2 separate regions of the Homo sapiens genome follow, and region 1 is linked to region 2. A link is a contact called in ENCODE POLR2A ChIA-PET data. All regions are on one chromosome and are shown on one strand. The core of a region is the stretch at or near the end of the contact, and the rest is flanking DNA. Distances in the headings are between cores, read along the strand shown. Region 1 overlaps PPP6R2 (protein phosphatase 6 regulatory subunit 2). Region 2 overlaps PPP6R2 (protein phosphatase 6 regulatory subunit 2).

Region 1 (6,231 bases), core at 2,017-4,516, 69 kb before region 2:
GGAACAGTTTTGCACATATTTAATGAGGTATATGTTCCGTCTCACTTGCAGGGAACATGTGAGATACAGCATATACACTGTCACAGTTGCCATTCAAACCACACAGTTACGCAGAAAATGAAAAGGGGAGGGAAGGACCTCTGCTTCCAGCAATATAAGATACTCTTACGAGGCTCTTCCATTGCAGTTCAGTGAGATGCTGGATAAATTAGAATAAATATAATTTCTTTCTTTTTTTTTTTTTTTTTTTGAGACAGAGTCTTGCTCAGTCGCCCAGGCTGGAGTGCAGTGGCGCGATCTCGGCTCACTGCAAGCTCCACCTCCTGGGTTCATGCCATTCTCCTGCCTCAGCCTCCCGAGTAGCTGGGACTACAGGCACCCGCCAGCACGCCCGGCTAATTTTTTTTGTATTTGTAGTAGAGACGGCATTTCACCATGTTAGCCAGGATGGTCTCGATCTCCTGACCTCGTGATCCGCCCGCCTCGGCCTCCCAAAGTGCTGGGATTACAGGCGTGAGCCACCGCGCCCAGCCTAATTTCTTTATTCTTTATTTTTTTTCAAGACAAGGTCTCACTTTGTCACCCAGGCTGGAGTGCAGTGGTGTGATCATAGCTCACCACAACCATGTACACCTAGGCTGAAAGGAACCTCTCACTTAAGTCTCCTCAGTAGCTGGGACTATAGGAATGCACCACTACGGCTAATTTATTTATTTATATATTTTTATGTGTTTTTTTTTGTGAGACAGAGTCTTGCTCTGTTGCCCATGCTGGAGTGCAATGGCATGACCTTGACTCACTGCAACCTCCGCCTCCTGGGTTCAAGCGAATTTCCTGCGTCAGCCTCCCGAATAGCTGGGATTACAGGCACCAGCCACCATGCCTGGCTGATTTTTGTGTTTTTAGTAGTGACGGGGTTTCACCACGTTGGTCAGGCTGGTCTTGAATTCCTGACCTCAAGCAATCCACCCACCTCAGCCTCCCAAATTACTGGGATTATTATAGGCGTGAGCCACCGCACCCAGCCCACCATGGCTAATTTAAAAACAATTTTTTTAGAGATGGGGTCTCACTGTGTTGTCCAGACTGGTCTTGAACTCCTGGGCCGAAGTGATCCTCCTGCCTTGGCCTCCCAAAGTGCCGAGATTATAGGTGTGAGTTACCACGCTTGGCCAAATATAATTTCTGTGAGCACTCTGATGCGTTAAAAATTAAGATGACCCAGCTGGGCGGATGGATGGCTTGAGTCTGAAAGGTGGAGGTTGCAGCGAGACAAGATCGTGCCGCTGCCCTCCAGCCTGGGTGACAGAGCCAGACCCTGTCTCAAAAAAAAGAAACCCACCAAAATTCAACATATGGATTAAACAGATTAAACACAGATGCAGATGGAATTGGTAAAGTGAAACACAGTGAAAGACATTATCCAAAGTGCAGCCCTGAGAGATCAGTGATGGTAGTAAATATGTAGCTGGAATTCTAGAATGAAAAAATCAGGAATATTGAAGAGATGTATTATTCGAAGTATTAATAGCTTTGAACTTTCAGAAACTAATAAAAGACCTAAATCCATAGGTTTAGGAATCACAATATGTCCCAATCAATATTTTTAGAAAAAAACAAACCCAGCCAGGTGCAGTAGTTCACGCCTGTAATCCCAGCACTTTGGGAGGCCAAGGTGGGCGGATCATAAGGTCAGGAGATTGAGACCATCTTTGCTAATACGGTGAAACCCCGTGTCTACTAAAAATACAAAAATTAGCCGGGCGTGGTGGTGCGCGCCTGTATTCCCAGCTACTCAGGAGGCTGAGGCAGGAGAATTGCTTGAACGTGGGAGATGGATGTTGCAGTGAGCCAAGATCACGCTACTGCGCTCCAGCCTGGGCGAGAGCGAGACTCTGTCTCAAAAAAAAAAAAAAAAAAAAGAGAAAAAGAAAAAAACAAACCCACACCCATACACTGAAATCGTATAGCACCAAAGACAAAAAGAAGGTGTTAAGGTAAAGTTAAAAGATAGATTACCTAAAATGGAACATTAGCTAGGTTGACAACAGATGTCTCAGCAGCATGAATGGAAGCCAGTAGAGAGTAGAATAATTCCTCAAAGCGACGAGAGCATGTATGTTTTATTATAGAATCGTGTTATCAAATAAATTTTGCAAGAAAAATGGCAAGGTTTTATGTTTCTGAGAATGTTAGGCTAGGTTAGACTACCTTCTACTCCCCCACCCTCCACCCCAGAAAAACAGCCACAATTGTTAGATGAAAAAACATAAATAAAAGAACTGACAAAAAAGCAGGAAACTTTTGGATCAAAATCTAACTGAAAATAACGCAGAAAGGTAATTTAAACACCATAGAATGGGGTCTGCTTTTGTCCTGAGGGCATTTGCTCATGTGGACAAAGTGGGGCTTTGAGTTTAGAGGATTTGTGAAAAGAACAGTAGTTAAGCTCGATTCCTCTCAAGGTAAATAGCCTAAAGGAGACCCTCCCCACACCGATGGAACTCTGAAGGGCTCTATCCTCAAGGTGTGAGGGCAGACTAGAGGCACATGTGCCTCACACCGTTCCTTGCCCTCATCTGGTTGTCTTTTTACTAAATGTAGCACAAAAAGATGAAAAGGGAAAAAAACCTGTTCCTGAGAATTGTAGCTCTGTATTGGCCTTTGTGAGGATTTTTAGCCCAGTTACATTGCCTGGTAGTTCAGGGAAATCGGGCATGAATTTAATTCAAGGTGTTTCTAGCTTGTCATCTGACAGGAACAAAGATAAAACCTCTCTGGAAGAAGTTACCTTCATCCTAAGATACAAAGAATCCCTGCAGATTTTTTTTTTTTTTTTTTTTTTTTTTGAGATGGAGTCTTGCTTTGTATCCCAGGCTGAAGTGCAGTAGCACAATCTCGGTTCACTGCAACCTCTGCCTCCCAGGTTGAAGCGATTCTCCTACCTCAGCCTTGCAAGTAGCTGGGACTATAGGCGTGTGTCCGGCTAATTTTTGTATTTTTAGTAAGGACGGGGTTTCACTGTGTTGGCCAGGCTGGTCTTGAACTCCTGACCTCAGGTGATCCGCCTGCAGATATTTTTTAAAGACAGTGATTAATAGTACACAGACAAAAATGACTAAGCACACAAGCAAATAAGCCACTCTGAGTTAAAACCAGTACAGTTCAGGTGTGGTGGCTCATGCCTGTAACCCCAGCATATTGGGAGGCTGAGGCAGGAGGATGGCTTGAGTCCATGAGTTTGAGGCTGCTGTGAGCTATGATTGCACCGCTGCACTCCAGCCTGGGTGACAAAGTGAAACCTTGTCTCAAAAAAACCCCCAGAAAATGAAAACAGGAAAACCAGTAGAAACACTTCCTCAAAGACTTCAGGTATTGGAATTGTTAGAAACAGACTATAAAAAAAGTGTACTTTTTGTATGTGTGTGAGAAGGTCTTACTCTGTCGCCTAGGCTGGAGTTGGAGTACAGTGGCGTGATCTTGGCTCACTGCAACTTCCGCCTCCTGGGCTCAAGTGATCCTTCTGTCTCAGCCTTCTGAGTGGCTGGGACTACAGGCACACACCACCACACCTGGCTAATTCTTTGTATTTTTTGTAAAAACAGGTTTTTGCCGTGTTGCCCAGGCTGGTCTTGAATTCCTGGCTTTAAGCAATCTGCCCACCTCGGCCTCCTAAAGTACTGGAATTACAGGCGTGATCTAGCATGCTGGCTGAGTGTGCTTCTTATTTTTAAAGAAATAAATATTTGGCTGGGTGCAGTGGCTCACGCCTGTAATCCCAGCAGTTTGGGAGGCCGAGGCGGGCAGATCACAAGGTCAGGAGATGGAGACCATGGTGAAACCCCGTGTCTACTAAAAATACAAAAAATTAGCCGGGCGCGGTGGCAGGCGCCTGTAGTCCCAGCTACTCGGGAGGCTGAGACAGGAGAATGGCGTGAACCCAGGAGGCGGAGCTTGCAGTGAGCCAAGATCACACCACTGCCCTCCAGCCTGGGCAACAGAGCGAGACTCCGTCTCAAAAAAATAAAAAATAAAAAGAAATAAATATTTAACAACATAAAAATATTTGTAAGAAACAGTAAAAGGTGATATAGAATATTTGAAAAAGGACCATGTAGAACTTCTAGAAATAAAGAATAAAATATTCAGTATCACAAATTCAGGCCAGGTGAGGTGGCTCATGCTTGTAATCCCAGTACTTTGGGAGGTAGAGGTAGGGAGATCACTTGAGCCCAGAAGTTCAAGACCAGCCTGGGCAACATGGTGAAAACCTGTCTCTACAAAGAATTTTTAAAATTAGCCAGGCGTGGTGGTGCACACCTGTAGTCCCAGCTACTTGGGAGGCTGAGGTGGGAAGATCACTCGAGCCCAGGAGGTCAAGCCATCATTGTGCAAGTGCACTGCAGCCTGGGTGACAGAACAAGACCCTCTCTCAATAATAATAATAATAATTCAGTGTGTACAGGTTTAATAACAAAATATATACAGTGAAGTGAAAATCAGTGAACCAGAAAACAGGTCAGAAGGAATTACCCAGAATGAAGCACAGAGAAAATGATGGGAAACATAGGCCAGAACATGGGACATCGAGGGCAAATGTCTAATGGATGTTTACTTAATGTTCTGTAAAGAGAAAAGAGAGAATGAGGCAGATTTATTATTAGAAAAGATAAAGACTAAAATTTCTCAGAATTGGTGAAAGAAGTCTACAGATTTAGGCCAGGCGCGGTGGCTGACGCCTGTAATCCCAGTACTTTGGGAGGCTGAGGCGGGAGGATCACAAGGTCAAGAGTTCCAGACCAGCCTGGCCAGCATGGTGAAACCCTGTCTCTACTAAAAACACAAAAAGTAGCTCAGCGTGGTGGCACGCACCTGTAATCCCAGCTACTCACGAGGCTGAGGTAGGAGAATTGCTTGACCCCAGAAGGCGGAGGTTGCAGTGAGCTGAGCTTGAGCGCTCCAGCCTGGGTGACAGAGCAAGACTCCGTCTCAAAATAAAAGAAGTCTACAGATTTGAGAAGACAAATGAATGGTAAGCAGGATAAATAAAAATAAAATTTATAGCTAGCCAAAGGAGAGTAAAACTACAAAGCACCAAAGAGTGTTCTTAAAATAAACGAAAAACACAGATCAACTTTATCTGAGCAGCAGTAAGAATGATGGCTGACTTCTTAAGTGCCACAATGGAAACCAGAAGCCAGTGGAGTAATATTTTCATTGTGCTGAAAGTAAAACAATTCCTGACTTCTAACTTTATATCAGGAAAAATTATCTTTCAAAAAAATTATCTGCTGTAGGCTGGGTGCGGTGGGTCACCCTGTAATCCCAGCACTTTGGGAGGCTGAGGCAGGTGGATCACCTGAGGTGGGGAGTTCGAGACCAGCCTGACCAGCGTGGAGAAACCCCATCTCTACTAAAAATACAAAATTAGCCAGACGTGGTGGTGCATGCCTGTAATCCCAGCTACTTGGGAGGCTGAGGCAGGAGAACTGCTTGAACCTGGGAGGTGGAGGTTGTGGTGAGCTGAGATGGCGCCATTGCACTCCAGCCTGGGCAACAAGAGCAAAACTCTGAAAAAAAAAAATTATCTACTGTAGTTGAATGTTTATGTCCCTCCAGAATTCATATTGAAACTTAATCCCCAATGCAATAGTTTTAAGAGGTGGGGCTTACCAGCCTGAGCAACATGGTGAAACCCCATCTCTACAAAAAAAAAAAAAATTAGCTGGGCCTGGTGGGGCATGCCTGTAGACCCACCTACTTGGGTGGCTGAGGCAGGAGGATCACTCGAGCCCAGGAGATTGAGACTGCAGTGAGCCATGATTGCACTGCTGCACTCCTGCCTGAGCAACAGAATTAAACCCTGTCCCAATTAAAAAAAAAAAAAAAAAGGTGAGGCCTAGAATATGATGAGGCCGTGAGGGCTCCACTCTCATGAATGGGATTAGTGCCTTGTAGAAGGGCTTGAGGGAGTCTGTTAGTCCCTTTTGCCATGTGAGGACACAGTGGAGGCACCATCTGTGAAAATTAGGTCCTCATCACACACTGAATCTGCTGCTGCCTTGGTTTTGGATTTCCCATCTCCCAGAGCTGTGAGAAATAATTTTCTGTTGTTTATAAATTACCCAGTCTAAGATATTTTGTTATAGCAGCAGAAACAGGCTAAGACACAGTCCTTTACTAAATACAATTCTCAAGAATAGGGGCCAGGCACAGTGATTCATGCCTGTA
Region 2 (6,232 bases), core at 1-2,500:
GTGTGGACAGGGCCCGCAGCCCGCACGGTTCCAACCCCACCCCATTCCTGCAGGAAGACAGATGCCCCGCCAGAAGGAGCTGCCTTAAATGGCCCAGTGTGATGCTGCTGCCGCCCGGCCACGGCCCACCCTGGTCAGGCTGCCTCCTTAATCGAGAAAACTACCTGGTGATGCAATCTTTTTTTTTTTTAATTTAATTTAATTTTAAAATAAATGCTGCATTGGTAAAGCTGGCAGTTGAAACCAGTTGGACGGCCCAGCTTGCGTCTCTTCTGCCTGAGTGGGCCTCTCAGGTCACTCGTGCCCTGCTGGAGGACAGAGGGGCACCTCAGCCGCCCCCAAGCCCAGAGCACAGCAATAAGGTCGGCCTGCAGGAGCCGGGGTGGGGGTGGGGGTGGGGGGGGCAGGACCCTGAGATGCCACCAGGACCTGATGGGCCAGGAAGGGCGTGGACATGGAGGCTGTTTTTACAGTTTTTTTTTTGTTGTTGTTTTGTTTTTAAAGAATACAGAAGGAGCCAAGCTTTTTTGCACTTTGTATCCAGCTGCAAGCTCAGGGCAGAGTCAAGGGCCTGGGTTGGAAAAACCTGACTCACAGGAATGCATAATTGACCCTTGCAGCTACCCAATAGCCCTTGGAGCTGGCACTGAACCAGGCTGCAAGATTTGACTGCCTTAAAAACACAAGGCCCTCTAGGCCTGGCAGGGATGTCCCTGTGCCCAGCACAGGGTGCCTGGCAGGGGGAGACCACAGGTATGCAGGTGGGGGGACATGGTGTGGCACTAGGGGCTCGAAGACTGGTTTCTAGCACTACCGGTCACGGCCATGTCGTCCTAGAAGGGTCCAGAAGATTATTTTACGTTGAGTCCATTTTTAATGTTCTGATCACCTGACAGGGCACCCCAAACCCCCAACTCCCAATAAAAGCCGTGACGTTCGGACAAACCGCGTACTGTGAACCTTCCGGCCCCAAAGCCCCGGCCCGGCCAGGGGTGGGAGAGTCTCCTCCAGCACCTCTTTTGTGGGCCCGCCACCCCCCAGCGTTATCCCCGTGTAATGGGTGGAGGCGGAACAGGCCACATCACGGCATCAGGTCTCTACAGCTTAGCAAATACTGACATTTTTCCGTTTGGGGGATGGGGGGAACCACTTCGCCTAACGCTCAAACACATCAACCCCAGGACTTCCTTTTGTGCCAGCTCCCCCTCCCAGAAGCCTGGGCCCCACCTTGTCCTCAGTGGCTGAGTGGGAGGGGCAGGTGGAGACCAGACCCCCACCCCGCCCCAGCGAGCTTGTCTTTCCACCACGGTTGGGGGTGGAGGGAACCCGCTCAGCTCCCCAGAGGCCGAGTCTCTGCCCCAGCTACACATTGAGTGCCTTGTTCTCGCCGCCTACCCTGTGCCTGGCATTTGTCCTCTCCCCCCACAGACGTGGAACAGGGAGGGCAGGGTCCTTTCTCCCCTTACTCTGACCTGTGGGTTTTCCAGGTGCCAGGAACTTCGGTCAGGCGCCATCTGTCCGGCCTGAGGGAAGACCTGGCTGGTTTCAGTGGCTCAAGTGAGCCCACCCTCACATCTCGCCCAGGTGTCCCAACACCACCTGTGGGGTGGGGGAGGTGGCGGGACCATGCTGGGCCTGACAGGGTCCAAGGCCATCCTTGGCTTCAACGTCCCACCAGGGGAGGGTCTTGGCCCCCCACCTGCCAGCACTGGGCCCTGCCTCTGCAGCTGTCATCAGAACCTTCCCCTCACCCACACCTGCTGCTCGCCTCCCACCTGAGAGGACCACCTGAGGGACCCAGCCTCTAGCCAGGTTCTCTGCCCCTCACCAGCCCCTCTGGCCAGGTCACCAGCTGCCACTCTCAGATGTTCTCTTGGCCTTTGCAGCGTCTATAACCCTCCCCACCTTCTGCTCCTGCACCCCTGGCCAGGCCTCGTCACAGGCAAGGACACAACAGCTCAGCAGGTGAAGCCCTGGGCCTGGTGGGACTCAGGTTTGAATAGGAAAAGAGCAGTGAGGGGCCACAGTGACACCAAGAAGGGAAGGACGGGGGCCCTCTGAGACCCCAGGGAAAGGACTTTTGGGGCAGAATTCCCAAGAACTGAGAGGGTCCATCCCCCATGGGCGTTGGCCCCTTACTCTGCCAGATGCTGCTCGTTGCCTGGCAGGAGCCAGATGTGGTCAACCTGCATTCCCCTGGGAGCCCACTGTCCCCCCCCCCCCCCCGCCTCCGGCCTCCATCCCTTCAGCTCGGGTCTAGCCAGAAACTGACGTCCACCTCAAGTGTCCTCTGGACCTGCAACAGCCTTCTGGGGTCAAATGACCACCCACCCTTTCACCCCCAAGCCTCTGTGAGGTCAGCTTCTGCATCCCCTGGGTAGGGATGGGGGCTTCCTCTCCAGCCGTGCCGGCCCCTAGACCAGCCCTGAGGCGTGGAGGGAATCAAGCAAGTCCCCAGTGAAGCCTCCTGCTCGATCCGCCCCCAGAGCAAAGTCACTCCCAGGGACATGCAGGCCGAGCTGGGTGGACCCAGGCACCAGGAGAGGCTCACGAGAAAGATGCCAACCTCCCGCCAGGTGGGCCTGGATAGGGGCAGATGGGACCCTCTGGGTAGGCCGAGAGCAGGCAGCCGGGGAGTGGGGAAGGCAGGCACAGGAGCGTGGCGTTAGTTCTCTCTTTATATAGACTCTGGTTCTAGAAACTCGCCTGCAGCCGCTGGCTGGACCAGCACACGCTGACGGGGCCGGACTATTTACAGGCCCATTGCGGGCTGTACCTTGGCCACCTCCCGGCACGGTGCTCAGCTGTGACGCCAAAATAAGTTAGGGCCGGCCGGGCGGGGCGGGGCGGGGACGGGGGCTGTACACACAAGTGCTGGGGGCTCGGGGCCTCAATACTGTCGAGGGCCGGGGCTGTAAACATGGCCGGGGCGGCCCTGCCCACCCCTAGTGGTCGGTAACGACCGGAAGCAGAGCAGCCGGGCAGGGCTGGGAGGCTCAGGCGTCCGACAGGCAGCTCTGGATCCGGTCCACCCACTGCTGGGCCGAGGGCACGTCCTGGGCACAGAAGTTGTAAACGCGACGCGTTGTCTTCACCTGGGGAAGGGCGGGTTACTGACTCCGCAGCCCCCACACCGCAGAGCCCCTCCCCTCTCCCAAGCCCCGGCCAAGGCTCACGTCAAAGAAGGCCTTCTCGTCCACAGTCTTAGGGGCACCCATAGTGGGCGTGCCAGGTGCCACAGCCTCCACCTCCGCCAAGTCGATGACACCCTTGCACTCTGTGTCCACACGGTGGTCGTAGTAGCGCAGCTGGAGGAGGCCACAGAGTCAGCGGAGCCCCCTCCCCCGTGAGTCCCCCCCACCACCTGATCACTCACCTGGTGCTTGGTCTTGTCCAGCACGAACCAGCGGGCCTTCCAAGGCTTCATGAAGGCCCCCTTCTTGTACAGAGTGCCCTCGTAGGACCTGCATTTCCAGCAGAACCAGGGCCAGGCTGACCGTCATGGCCCAGCCAAGCCCAGGCCCCAGCAGTCGTCCCCCCCTTGCTGTCCCAGCCCAGGAGGTAAGACCAGGCACCCTGTCCCCAGAACTGACCTAAGCCCAGAGCACTGGCCAGGGGGCCACAAAGAAGCCTTTGATGGGGGGCTGCAGGCCCAAGAAGACGACGCCCAGAAAGGAGACAGTGAAGGGCGCCTCACACCCTCCAGACTCCAGGGAGCATCCCCACACCAGAGCCTCAGGGTCTTGGGAAAGCAGCCCCCTACACAGGGCAGGCGCCCTTACGAGGAGAGGGATGGCCAGGCAGGTAGATCTGTAGAAGCAGCCACGGCAGCAGCTGCCTGGGATGGATCCTGCCAGACTCCAGACTCACGGGGGCCCCACCACTGCCCTCTCTCTACTCCTCCCTCAGCCACTGCAGGCTGTGGTCAGCTGTGGTCACCAGTTCGACACCCCAAACCCCTCCCAGTGGTGGTGTATACTTAAGCAAGCTCCTCAAAAGCACCCGCAATCTCCCACCAGAGGACTGCCTGGGACCCCAGAACACCAGCTCAGAGGTGTCCATGTGGCAGTGGGAGGTGCCCTCATACCTGTTCTCACTCTCTGCTGTCTGGAACTGGCTGTACAGGGTGCTGGTGCTGCGGCGGGCAGCCTGACGGGAGCCGGATGTGGTTGAGCCACTACTCTGGTCGCTGTCCAGGCTGAGGCTCAGGGTGGAGCCCACGGGCCCCTCCTGCAGGTACACACCCAGCGAGCGACGGTGGTGGGGTGCGGTGGACACAAGGAGGGAGCTAGGGGTGCCCTGGGAACAGGAGGTTGGGACTTGGGTCAGGGCTGGACAGACTCCACTTTCTCCCAGCAACACGCCCACCGTGGACGCTCACACTGGCCCTCACTCACACGGCCGTCTGGCCGGCCCTCGAGGCGCTGTGCAGCCTTCACCCGGTCCCAGGTGTCCTTCCAGCGCTCAGCGGGTTGGCCCAACTCTGTCTCCAGCCTCTGCAGCTCCTGGGGGAAGAATTAATGGCAAGTTTATTCAAAAGGAAATATCCAGACTAGAGCACGAAAAGACAAAAGGAAAACACAGGAAAGAGACACAACGGAAAGGCCTAACGCGTGTGTGACTGGCCACAGGGGGAGGTGGCAAGAGGGAGGGAAGGAATATGCAAAATGAATATTCGGAGACAACAGTTGAAAAATTTCCCAAACTAACCAGAGGCATCAAACAACATAATCAAGAAGCACTACAGACCCCAACAGGGTAAGTTAAAAACACACACCCCGGCCAGGCGTGGTGGCTCACGCCTGTAATCCCAGCACTTTGGGAGGCCGATCACCTGAGGTCAGGAGTTTGAGACCAGCCTGACAAACATGGAGAAACCGCATCTCTACTAAAAATACAAAAAGTTAGCCCAGCATGGTGGCGCACGCCTGTAGGAGAATCGCTTGAACCTGGGAGGCGGAGGTTGCGGTGAGCCGAGAACGCGCCACTGCACACCAGCATGGGCAACAAGAGCAAAACTGCTTCTCAAAAAAAAAAAAGACCACACAATACTGATCTTCAACACTGCAGGGTCCACAATGTCCAGCTTACAATAAAAGAACAGCAGAAAAATGGAGAAAAACATTAAAATAGACCCTGAAATGAAACAGGAGTTAGAACATACAGTAAATTCAAGAGAGTGATTTTAGGGCCAGGCGCGGTGGCTCACGCCTGTAATCCCAGCACTTTGGGTGGCCGAGGCGGGTGGATCACGAGGTCAGGAGTTCAAGACCAGCCTGGCCAAGATGGTGAAACCCCAACTCTACTAAAAATACAAAAATTAGCCGGACGCAGTGGCAGGCACCAGTAATCCCAACTACTCAGGAAGCTGAGGCAGGAGAATCACTTAAACTCAGGGGGCGGAAGTTGCAGTGAGCCGAGATCACACCACTGCCCTCCAGCCTGGGCGGCAAAGTGAGATTCTGTCTCAAAACACACAAACACACACACACACACACACACACACACACACCCCAAAATGGGACAGAAAAACTGCTGAAAAACAAAGAGAAAAGTCCCAAAACCTGCCAGAAGAAAAAAAGACATGCTCTCTTTGAAAGAGCAACAATAAAACTGACGGCTGACTTCAAAAGAGAAACACGAGGCCAACTGTCAACTTCCAGCCATGACAGATAATTAGTCTGAACAGCCCTCCCTCCATATGCAAATGATGAAACTGGACAAGAAGGGGAAGCCGTTGTTTCCAGATGTCAGACAAGCAGTGCAGCTTGAGAGACAGGAGCCTAAGACATGGGACCACATAAGATGGGCCCCACAGTCACCTGTTTTCTGCCCAGCCACAGTGCAGGGAGGCAGGGCCAGAGCAACACACGGGAGCTTGCTGAGCCGAGGAGGCAGAGACGGGACGTCCAGGGGCGCTAGTGCAGCTGGGTCTGCAGGGCAGCCCACAGAGGGGAGGGAGCACCACAGCAAAGGGGCTCTAGAAATCTAGACAGAGCCCTCCTTGAGTCGTTGGCCAAATTAGGCTGCCATGTGCAAAGCAAGATGTCACAAGGCCTGGCAGAGAACAGCTACTAAGAAGCTATGACCTGACGCCGGCAGCAGTGGCTCACACCTGTAATCCCAGCACTTTGGGAGGCCAATGCGGGTGGATAACCTGAGGTCAGGAGTTCAAGACCAGCCTGGTAAACATGGCAAAACCCTGTCTCTACTAAAAATACAAAAATTAGCT

Evidence for each region. ChIA-PET counts read pairs that join two places held with the same protein, here RNA polymerase II (POLR2A).
Region 1: POLR2A ChIA-PET joins it to region 2 with 12 read pairs in activated B cell. The contact joins two enhancer-like sites. POLR2A ChIA-PET finds 5 or more read pairs at or near these places in 11 of 52 experiments (AG04450, GM12878, HEK293 and 7 more).

What each region holds. Positions count from the first base shown.
Region 1 is chr22:50,373,010-50,379,240 of GRCh38, forward strand. The region is part of intron 2 of PPP6R2 (protein phosphatase 6 regulatory subunit 2); the gene reads left to right. Among named protein-coding and RNA genes, the nearest start is that of MIR12114, 31 kb to the right of the region's middle. Within about 2 kb of position 3,267, at least 2 of the 41 ENCODE cell types and tissues checked have a DNase peak (open chromatin) inside an H3K27ac peak, as active enhancers do.
Region 2 is chr22:50,444,146-50,450,377 of GRCh38, forward strand. It overlaps PPP6R2 (protein phosphatase 6 regulatory subunit 2), which reads left to right. Exons shown (of 24, transcript NM_001242898.2): 24 at 54-945. The coding sequence ends at 102. It overlaps SBF1 (SET binding factor 1), which reads right to left. Exons shown (of 41, transcript NM_002972.4): 37 at 4,398-4,505; 38 at 4,088-4,299; 39 at 3,377-3,464; 40 at 3,177-3,308; 41 at 855-3,095. The coding sequence ends at 2,997. Among named protein-coding and RNA genes, the nearest start is that of SBF1, 28 kb to the right of the region's middle. RefSeq lists enhancers at 1-77, 456-1,302. Within about 2 kb of position 1,251, at least 12 of the 41 ENCODE cell types and tissues checked have a DNase peak (open chromatin) inside an H3K27ac peak, as active enhancers do.